Linked DNA regions of Homo sapiens: region 1 is linked to region 2. A link is a loop called in an ENCODE intact Hi-C map of the cell type or tissue named here. Cell type or tissue: MCF 10A. All regions are shown on one strand. Links, peaks and the distances in the headings refer to the core of each region. The heading gives the core; the rest is flanking DNA.

What was found. A loop is a pair of places that touch in the nucleus more often than their neighbours do. Peaks named below come from ENCODE experiments on the same cell type or tissue, not always from the same donor. Only the 100,000 strongest peaks of a DNase experiment are listed, where the experiment ranks them.
Region 1: it touches region 2 in a loop (7-fold over the local background); 6 of 110 quality-filtered maps call a loop at or near these places.

The regions. Positions count from the first base shown.
Region 1 is chr11:43,822,534-43,827,904 of GRCh38, reverse strand. The region is part of intron 6 of HSD17B12 (hydroxysteroid 17-beta dehydrogenase 12); the gene reads right to left. Among named protein-coding and RNA genes, the nearest start is that of ALKBH3, 56 kb to the left of the region's middle. In MCF 10A, for the core only: a CTCF peak has its summit at 2,475 (motif pointing left); a DNase peak (open chromatin) is centred at 2,474.
Region 2 is chr11:43,941,915-43,947,285 of GRCh38, reverse strand. C11orf96 (chromosome 11 open reading frame 96) reads right to left here and starts at 4,649. Exons shown (of 1, transcript NM_001145033.2): 1 at 3,408-4,649. The coding sequence starts at 4,381. The coding sequence ends at 4,013. It also overlaps a transcript of ACCSL not described here. RefSeq lists enhancers at 1-354, 2,364-3,192, 3,193-4,022 and silencers at 4,762-4,891, 4,932-5,061. In MCF 10A, for the core only: a CTCF peak has its summit at 2,335 (motif pointing right); a DNase peak (open chromatin) is centred at 2,355.

The DNA of each region.
Region 1 (5,371 bases), core at 65-5,064, 120 kb after region 2:
ACAAATATATGAGGAAAAATGAATGTCTTGATGACAGCTAAATTTAGAATTTGATTCAATGTCAAGAGTAAAATATTTACTAGTATTTACTGGTATAGCAATGTATATTCTGGCTGGGAAATAAATAAGAGGCTTATTTCGCTTATACAAAATCAAAATCAGTACTATTAGATTAAGATTATTTAGATGATTAGATTATTCAGCAAAAATGCATTGGCTGGCCTAGAAAATCCTTGAAAATGTTATATTAAAATGTAACCATCTGCAGTTACGACTAAAAGTGACTTAATTTCTTCTTAGTGTTTGTATATATTTCTCATACTTTTGGCAACAATCTTGCATTGTTTTTACAATTAGAAAAGCCTCCACAATCTTATTTCTAAAAGAAACCTAATATGAATAAAACTTTTTCTGTTTTACTCCTGTAGCGTCAGTAATCAACAGTTTGTAGAAGGAACTTTATTTTATACCCAGGAGCCAATGTAGATTTTCCCACTCATTAATTTAGTATGAAAAATGATACAATATAAGCAAATTATTCTCATATCATGTAATCTTTGGCATTTGGTCATTTTTTAGAGAGAACAGTACAAAGAAAACATGATTGCATAATGTTCAAAAAGACAATCAAAAGCTCAAATTAAAAGATTACATTAAAATTCAAGATGCTTTAATCACCTGTATTATCATAATACACATGGAGAGAATAAAGTATAACAACTCACCCTAGAATCCAGGCAAAGCCCCTGGAATCCAGGATATTCATACCCAGAATTAGGATACCACAAATAGCCACTTTGTCCACATCTGCCCTCCCTCTACCCCAAAGAAACCTGCTTACCATAAATAGGATCTGAATCCAAGTAACTAAAAACGTACCCACACAATTTGGAAGTAAACAATTTCTTAGATGCAAATACCTTAAACAAGTTTTCAACTGTAATCATTAACAATAATTTTTCAAAATCACAGTGTAACAGTGAAAATAATTACAGAAAGTGACAACAGTGTTACACAATGCCTGGTTTGGAGAAATTAGATGGTAACTCCATTGAAAATCATGCTACAATGACACAGCACACATTTCCTTTGGCAAACTGTGTAATTTGAGCACCGCGGTAAAAAAGAACACAACTTAATTAGAAATTCTTAGAATCTCACCTGTATAGCTAATAGAATATTTATTGCACAGTGGGTGGAAAGCTTAATTAGACAAAGTTTCTAAGAGTGCTTTGAGATCTCCAAGTATTATTTGATTTCCCTTTTTATTAATGTTAAGTTTTTGTGAAAGTTAAGAGCCCTGCCTTGCCATTTTCCCAGCTCCATATTACTTAACCTTAAATTCAATCCTATATCATTCAAAATAAAATTTTTCCTTTTGTAATAAATTTGGTTTGATCTACATTAATTTATCAAAAGAAAAAGAACTTTTCAGAACAAAGAGCTCCATGCCAATTAATAATGATTCCAAAGCCATAATTCATAAACTCTAAACAAAATTTTAAAAAAGAATGCATATACCAGCCGGGCACAGTGGCTCATGCCTGTAATCCCAGCTCTTTGGGAGGTCGAGGCGGGCAGATCACGAGGTCAGGAGATCGAGACCATCCTGGCTAACACGGTGAAACTCCGTCTCTACTAAAAATACAAAAAAATTAGCCGGGCGTGGTGGTGGGCGCCTGTAGTTCCAGCTACTCGGGAGGCTGAGGCAGGAGAATGGCGTGAACCCGGGAGGCGGAGCTTGCAGTGAGCGGAGATCACGCCACTGCACTCCAGCCTTGGCGACAGAGTGAGACTCCGTCTCAAAAAAAAAAAAAAAAAAAGAAAAAAAAAGACTGCATATACAATCATACACAGTTTTTATAAGTTTCACATACTATAGTATGCTAAGAGTTTCCAATACCTAAATTTTTCCAAAATAAGCTAACTTCTCAAAAGTGACAGGTTTGGGGAGGAGAAAATAATTTCTAAAGTTGTCAGAGATTTTTCATTTTCACTCGTATATAAGGCATTTATCCTATAACCTAGCTTCATTTGGAGGTGAAAAGCAACATCAGTACCAATCTATAACTACTCTCTCATTTTTGGAAGAAGAAAACAATGCAGAGTGGTTATCATGCCGTTTGGCAAAACCATCATTTTGTAGTTATGCCTGAAGCAGGCCATTACTATGACACTCTAAGGACTAAATGTATCCAATAATTTGGAATTTTTTAGGAGCATAATGATAACTAATTTCAAAATGAATTAAAAGACTAGCTATTAACTTGGAATGCCTTCATCTAGAAAAGCCATGGATGGGGATTAGTGGTGAGGGTTTTACTCTCCTTCCCATAATTTATCATATTCCTAATGTTGTTAAATTCTTGAAGCAGGGTGCCCGGATGCATTCTTAACATAATTCCTAAATTAAATACAATTAGACTGCTGAACGGAGACTGTTCTCATGGATTTTCAAATTAATAGAGGGCTCCCCCTACTGGCATTGTGTCACATGCCAGAGGCAAATCCAGGTGAGAAAAACAAATGTTTCCGTGCTTTTCACCCATCTGTCCATTCATCTAAACTTTTATCATCTACTCCATGGGCAGGGCATCGCATAAGACACTTCTGGCTAAGTGACATACAATGAATACACTGTGGTATAAAAAGGAAAAAATAGATTTTCAAAAAGCATGCAAAGGGTCTCATACTCTGATTTCAGAGAATCATGGGGTGGAAGATGCCATAGTCTAAATGTTTGTGTCCCTCCACTCCAAATTTTTTTTTTTTTTGAGACAGGGTCTCACTCTGCCAGCCAGGCTGGAGTCCAGTGGCACGATCTTGGCCCACTGCAACCTCTGCCTCCTGGGTTCAAGCAATCCTCCTGCCTCAGCCTCCTGAGCAGCTGGGACCACAGGTGTGAGCCACCATGCCTGGCTAATTTTTTTATTTTTGATAGAGATGGGGTCTCGCCATGTTGGCCAGGCTGGTCTCAAACTCCTGGGTTCAAGTGATCCTCCTGCCTCAGCCTCCTGAGTAGCTGGGATTACAGGCACGTGCCACCATGCCCAGCTAATTTTTGTATTTTTGGTAGAGATGGGGTTTCACTATGTTGGCCAGGCTGGTCTTGAACTCCTGGGCTCAAGTGATCCACCCATCTCAGCCTCCCAAAATGCTGGGATTACAGGCGTGAGCCGCTGCGCCCAACCTCCACCCCTCCAAAACTTGTATGTTCAAACCTAATCCCCAATATGGTGACATTAAGAGGAGGGTGGGGCCTTTGAGAAATGATTACATCATGAGGGTTCCACCCTCACACGTGGTATTGGTGCCCTTATAAAAGAGGCCTGAGGGAGCTTGTTTGCCTCTTCTGCCACATGAGGACATGGCAAGAAGGCTCCATCTATGAAGAATGGGGTCCTCACTCGACACCAAATCTGGTGGGGCACTGATCTTAGACTTCCCAGCCTCCAGAACTCTGAGAAATAAGTTTATGCTCTTTATAAACTACCCAATCTAAGGTATTTTGTTAGAGCAGCCCAGAGGGACTAAGACAGAAGAGATTAATTTAGTCGATGTCATTCTAGTCCTTCAATTTCTCCAAGCAGTTATTCTGTTTGAGTACATTGAACACTTGGAGTCACCTGGAACAGAAGAACCCAAACTCAAGTGCCTGAAAGGTCAGAGAGGTAATGTAAATGAGTGAGAGAAGTCAAACAATAGGGACTGGTGGGGACTGTGGCAATCTAGAGAGCTGCAGGCCTAACTTACTGCATATATCCGGAAGCTACTCAGCTCTAGTCACTTGCTGCCATGTAGTAATTCAGGTCTGTGTTACCCAATTTTCAGATTTTTCCCAAGAGAAGTTAGAAATCTCGGTGTAAAATTTCCTAACTTTGAAAACTGAGCCAATCAAAATGTGTTCGTCAGCCACCTCTGGCCCACAGACCAACAGTTTACAACCTCTGACCCAGGATACTCACCTTCCGCCTCTTCCACTTCTGGCAGATTCAAAGATTAGGACATTCTCACAATTTACTTCAGTATAAATAGCGATTGATTCAAGTTCAACCTTCTAGGGCCACACACAATCAGTGTGACCCTTATTCCCAAAGAACTTGAACTAAAATTTCAGTTCAGTTTTTTCAGTTCAGAATTTTCTGTTTTTAAAAAATCATTCATTTATTATTATTTCTTAGAATAAAAAAAAAATGTGTTGTGCACCTTACGTATGCGAGGCCCAGGTAGGATTCAGCAGGAAAGGAAAAGGACATGATACCAACCCTCATGGTGCTTACAATCTGTAGAGAGGCTCTAAACTGAAAGAGAGACTCAATCTAAGAAAAACTCTAGTCCAGACATGGTGACTCACACTGGTAATCCCAGCACTTCGGGAAGCTGAGGCAGGAGGATCGCTTGAGGCCAGGAATTCCAGTCCAGCCTGAGCAACATAGCAACACTCCATCTCTATAAAAAATTTAAAAATTAGCTAGGCATGGTGGTGCATGCCTGTAGTCCTAACTACTCAGGAGGCTAAGGCAGGAGGATCGCTTGAGCCCAGTAGTTTGACGTTACAGTGAGCTATGATAGTGTCACTGCACTCCATCCTGGGTGACAGAGTGATACCCTGTCTCAAAAAAAGAAAAACACACACAAAAGAAAGAAAGAAAGAGTCTAAAAATGAAATGCTCAGTGAAGGGAAGACATGCAGTGGGCGCATGACACTCTGGAGGGTTCAGAAAGGTGCCCTACCCACACCCACCCTTAATAAGAAATGGTTTCAAGCCCCCACCTTGGTTGAATGTCTGATGAAGGAAGAACTAAATTATAAGCCCCTGCTTTAAGTCTTATACTGACCCCCCCAAAAAAAGTAAAAAATTAAATTAATATAAAAATATTAAATTTCAAATTGACTTAAAAAGAGTAAAAAGAAATTAATATATAATCCCCTGCTTGAGATGCTCTTCCACACGGTTGGTGGGACTGTAAACTAGTTCAACCATTGTGGAAGTCAGTGTGGCGATTTCCCAGAGATCTAGAACTACAAATACCATTTGACCCAGCCATCTCATTACTGGGTATGTACCCAAAGGAGTATAAATCATGCTGCTATAAAGACACATGCACACGTATGTTTATTGTGGCACTATTCACAATAGCAAAGACTTGGAACCAACCCAAATGTCCAACAATGATAGACTGGATTAAGAAAATGTGGCACATATACGCCATGGAATACTATGCAGCCATAAAAAGGATGAGTTCATGTCCTGTGTAGGGACATGGATGAAGGTGGAAACCATCATTCTCAGCAAACTATCGCAAGGCCAAAAAACCAAACACCGCATGTTCTCACTCACAGGTGGGAATTGAACAATGACAACACTTG
Region 2 (5,371 bases), core at 127-5,126:
TCATAAGGGTGGATCCGTCATGAATGGCTAGTGCCCTCCCCACGGCAATGTGTGAGTTCTCCCTCTGTTGGTTCACGGGAGAGCTGCTTGCTTAAAAGACTCTGGCCTCCCTCTTGCTCCCTCTCTGGCCATGTGACATGCCTGCTCCCCCTCCACCTTCCACCATGAGTGGAAGCTTCTCAAGGCCTCACCAGAAGAAGATGTTGGTGCCATGCTTGTATAGCCTGCAGAACTGTGAGCCAAATAATTCTCTTTCCTTTACAAATTACCTAGCTCAGATATTCCCTTATAGCAACACAGAACGGACTAACACAAGCTCCCTACCCTCCAGTCTGCCCTCCTTCCTCTGTGCAGGGCAGAGATGTTCAGAACCAGAGAGCAACCCCCATGTAGCCCATGGGCCATGGCTTTCCAGGACCAGCCTGATCCCTCTAATACTGCAGCATCCCAAACTCCCTCCCTCTGCCTCTCTGGGACACGGCTTCTATCAGGCTTCTCTCCACATCAACCCTTAGAACTACCCGTTTGTGGGAAAACTAAGAAACTGGGACAAATAAGACATCACTTTTATACTAAATAGTGGGGCATTCACTTAATTAAATATGGAGTATCTATTCAATAGAATTTATGAAAAGCTATGATGTGGATCGATGCATACTGATACTAAATGCAAATCCAATTAATTTAAAAAGCAGGTTGAAAAATAGCATGTAGAATACAAACTCATTTGGTAAAAGAAAATAAACATGCATATATAGGCATCACCTCCAAAATGTTAACTTATTTATCTCTGGGTGGTGGGAATATGACTGACTTGTTTTGTATTATAATAAACAAATATTTCTAGGGCAATAAAAAATTACAAGAATAACTTAAAAAACGAACCAGGGCCAGGCATGGTGGCTCACGCCTGTAATCCCAGCACTTTGGGAAGCCGTGGAGGGCAGGTCACTTGAGGTCAGGAGTTCAAGACCAGCCTGGCCAACATGGTGAAACTTATCTCTACTAAAAATATAAAAGTTAGCTGGGCATGGTGGCTACTACTCACAGGCATGCCTGTGATCTCAGCTACTCGGGAGGCTGAGGCAGGAGAATCGCTTGAACCTGGGAGGCAGAGGTTGCAGTGAACTGAGATCATGTCTCTGCACTCCAGCCTGGGTGACAGAGTGAGACTCCATCTCAAAACAAACAAACAAACAACAACAACAAAACAGAAGCAGGCAAGATAGGAATGGATTTTCCTCAGCACCTCTTTATTCATTTCAACCCAAACATTTCAGAAGCACCTACTCAGTGCTGGGCCTGCCCACAGCTGAGCAGGGAATATGGTCCCCTCAATAACCTCTGTTGTTGGCTGGGGTAACCCAAGGAGACCCTTCAGGTAGGGGCTGAAGGCAGCAGGAGGTTCTTTTTGTTTGTTTGTTGTTTCTGTTTTTTCAGACAGGGTCTCACTCTGTCACCCACACTGGAGTGCAGTGCCGCAATTACTGCTCACTGCAGCCTCCACCTCCCTGGGCTCAGGTGATCCTCTCCCCTCAGCCTCCTGAATAGCTGGGAACACAGGTGTGCACCACCACGTCCGGCTAATTTTTTTTTTTTTTTTTTGTAGAGATAGGATTTCACCATGTTGCCCAGGCTGGTCTCGAACTCCTGGGCTCAAGCGATCTGCCCACCTAGGCCTCCCAAAGTACTGGGATTACAGGCGTGAACCACTGCCCGGCTGAGAAGGAGGTTCTTCCGCGAGAGAAGGCTATGCAGAGGGGAGGATCTCAGGCCTGAAGGGTCTAGAAGCCCACTGGAAGGTCTTCCAGACACTTGGGACATCTAGCTCCTGAAGAGTAGAAAGAGGAGCTGCTGCCGAAGAGGTAAGACAGAGAGAGGGGCACAGGATGTGGAGTCCGCCCCTCTGTCCTCAGGGAGTTTCTTTGGAGAGAGAAGAGAATGAGGCTGGGCTCAGAGGAAGTTCCTCCCACTCCGTGGAGCTCAAACTAGTCCAGTGGTGGCAGCTGCCCTGGCTGGAATAAAGCATCGACCCACAGTGGCCTCACATCTCTGAGGCCTTTGCAGGTTAAGAGTCTCCTGCCATGATACCCCACCACAGTGGAACCCGTTGTTGGGCCAGCGTGTTCTCAGGGACTGGGACACGGGCCAAATACTACAGCCACCAAGGCCATAGCCTGTGCTCTCTCTGAGCCGAGGGAAGAACACCCTCTCCGGCCCTGTAGTTCCATTTTTGTTTCTTTGTTTCGTTTCCTCTGCTGTCTTCTCCAGAGCTCTGCGCTGCAGCTGAGAGACTGGGTATCTCCTAGAGATTCCTGACCCCCACGCACCAGCCCCACCACCAGAGGGCGCCCGAGCACAGAGACGCCGCAACCGGAGCAGGAGCCCTAAACCTGTCAGGGTGGGTCAGCCCTGGAGTAATCCTGGAGGGAGGGTCTGGGAGAGGGCCCCAGTGTGGGGACCTGCCCGGCTCAACCAAATGTAGTTTGTTACCTTGGTGGCCATCTGCAGCCAGGTGGCCCTGCCACACTGCTAAACCAGAGGATTTAGGAAGCAGACAGGGATTCGGGAAGTGGCTGAAGAGCACTGGAAAGACAAACTCCTGCGGTGCAAGAGTCCTGGACCAGGAGTGCGGAGAACTGGGGGCGCTCCTCTCCCTGTTACCCTAGGCTTGTTTTCTCATATGTAAACAAAGGCAGGGGCGGGGAGAAGGGAAGGACTCGATGGTACCCAGGTGCCCTTCAGGCTCTAACCAAAGACATGCCCCACCCTCCTGGAGGAACCCTGCGGAGCGCAGAGAACGGCTGGAGACATAGCGGCCGCGGTTTTCCCCGCAGCGCAGGAGCGCCAGGCACTGCGCTGGGTCAACTGCGGTCAGGGAGTCACCTGCCCGCGACAGCGAGCGCGCACCCACACTCTCGACCAACCCAGGCTGGCCTCCAGCCCACTCTCGGGTCCCAACGCCCAAACATCTCGCATTGCTGGCTCCGACATCTCCCCACCCGCCGCCAGGAATCAGCGCAGAGGGAGATGCGTCTTCTGTGGCGGGTGCGGGGCGAGGACCCTGACCCCAGCTCTGGGAAGTGAACTGTACGGAGGAGAGAGCTCTCCATCGTCAGCTCTGCCTCCGCCCCTCCTGCGGCTTCACTTCAGCCCGGATGCCGGCGATGGGGAATAGACCAGGGACGCAGGAGCACACTGGACCGGGGGTGGATCCACTTGGGGAGGCAGGCAACCGACCCGCGCACCGGTGGCGCAACCTCGTTCCGGTGACCGAAGCTTGTGGAGGTAGCTCCACTCCCGGCTCCCTGGTCCGACATCCCCCTGCCACCTCCTCCCCCACCTCCCCGAGTCTTGGGAGCCTGGACCCCGAAGGTGCAAAAAGTCAAGAGCCTGGAAAACTGCACTGTGCAAATATATTGACTTTATTTGTCTCCTTTCAGGAGCCTCACAGACATATCCAGGTAAAAAGATCGTTAAATAAATGCCTTCAGCCATCGCAATGCAAAAATAAATATCAATCCTCCAGACGCAGTAGCAGCCGCGCTGCGCCCAAAGTCCCAACGGCCACGCCTAACAATTATAAAAGTGTTCAGCGAGAGTGTTGGCGTGAGTGTGAATGGGTGTGCGCTGGGGGGCACGGTGGAGCGGTGTGCAAAATCGGAGTTGCAAACCATCGGACAAGGGCATGGAGTGGCTACCCGCCGCCGACTCAGCGCGGGCGCGCCTCCCCGCACACACTCACAGCAGAGTTCGCACTGGGAAGAGTTAAAAAATAAACATTTACAAGGACGAGGAAAGCGGCCCCGCTCCCGGCGCTCCCGGGCCAGGGCGAGCGCGGCGAGGGGCGCACCGACCGGTTCGCAGCGGGGCGGGAGTCCGAGCGCGCGAGGAGCGGCGGTCCCGGGTCCTTGCGGGTCCCCCGGGAGCAGGGCGCGGGCACTCTCGGGGTTCACACGCCGGTCCCCGCGCGGACCGCGGACGCGCGCGTCCCCCCCGCGGGCGGCGCCCCTTACAGGGCCGAGTCGGAGTCGCTGGAGTCCAGGCTGTTCCTCAGTTTGCAGCTGCTGAGCTGCTCCCGCTGCAGCGACAGGCTCTGCGTGCTGCGGCGCAGGCACTCCAGGCTCTGCAGGAACGACTTCTTGGCCTTCTCCTCCTCCATGGGGGACACCCCCTCCTCCTCCACCTCCTGGATCTCGTCGAAGGTCACCGGCTGCGTCTTGAAGCGAGACTGGCGCGGCCGCCGCAGCCGGCCCCGGCCCTTGGGCAGCTTGGCGGGCCGCACGGGCTGCGGGAACTCGTCGGCCAGGCACACGAAGTGCGGCATCACCGCCTGGTAACTGGAGCAGATGCCCATCAGCTCGCCGGGCTTGGCGGCCATGGCGCCTCCGGCGTCTGCGGGGCCGGGCGGCGGGGCGCCGGGGCTCTCCGAGGGCGGCCGCTGCGCCGGGGCCCCCCGGGAGGCAGCAGCCGGGGGCTCGCCGGGCGGGGGATCCAAATCTGCTGCGGGGTGGCGGCGGCCCTCGCGGGCCCGGGCCGGCGCTCCTCGGGAGGGCGGGCGGGCGGGCGGACCCGTCGGGGGGCACGGGGCTCGGGGGGCGCTGTTCCGCCGCGCTCCGAGGCGCTCGCCGCCGCTGCTGTCGCCGTCTGCCCCGCGGCGGCCAGGCTCGCGGCTTATATAGCCCGCGGCTGCCCACACGGCTCTGAGCTCGGATGACAGCGAATGCCATTTAAAGCGTGCGCGCCCCGCGCCCTTCCGCCTGACGTCGCCCCGCCGCTCTGGGAAAGTAACGGCCCCTTCCCCGGCGCCGCCCGCCCCCCGCCAACCGGCTCCGGAAGGCAGGCCCCGCCCGCGGGGGTTCCGGGAGAAGCCGCGGCCCCGGAGCACGCGGCTGGCCCGAGCTGCGCCCGGACAGGGACCCTCAATCGCCGCGACTGGGCGGGCACTGTCCCTTCTGGGATCCCCAAGTCTGCACCAACCGGGTTGGCCGCGGGGCCGCAGGTCCCCCTCCCCCGCCCCCTGGTCCCAGATGCACACACTTGAGGCGCTGGTTATTCCACCGCCGGTTCTGCGCGGGGCGCGAGGCAGCTCTCAGCTCTCTTTGCAGCCTGGCGAGCCTGAGCGCCCGGCTCCCCAGAGCTGAGCTCGGAAGAAGGGGTGGGCTCCCCTTCTGGATCCTTGCCACCCCCCTCCGCAGGCGCGCGCGCGCACACACACACACACACACACACACACACACACACACACACGCACGAATGCAAACACATCTCGATTATTCCATTCCGGTTCTTCCCTTCCCTAGATGTCTTCTTTATGTTTGTCTCCTCACTCCCCCACCCAAGTCCCTCGGGCACCCCCATTCATGCTCTG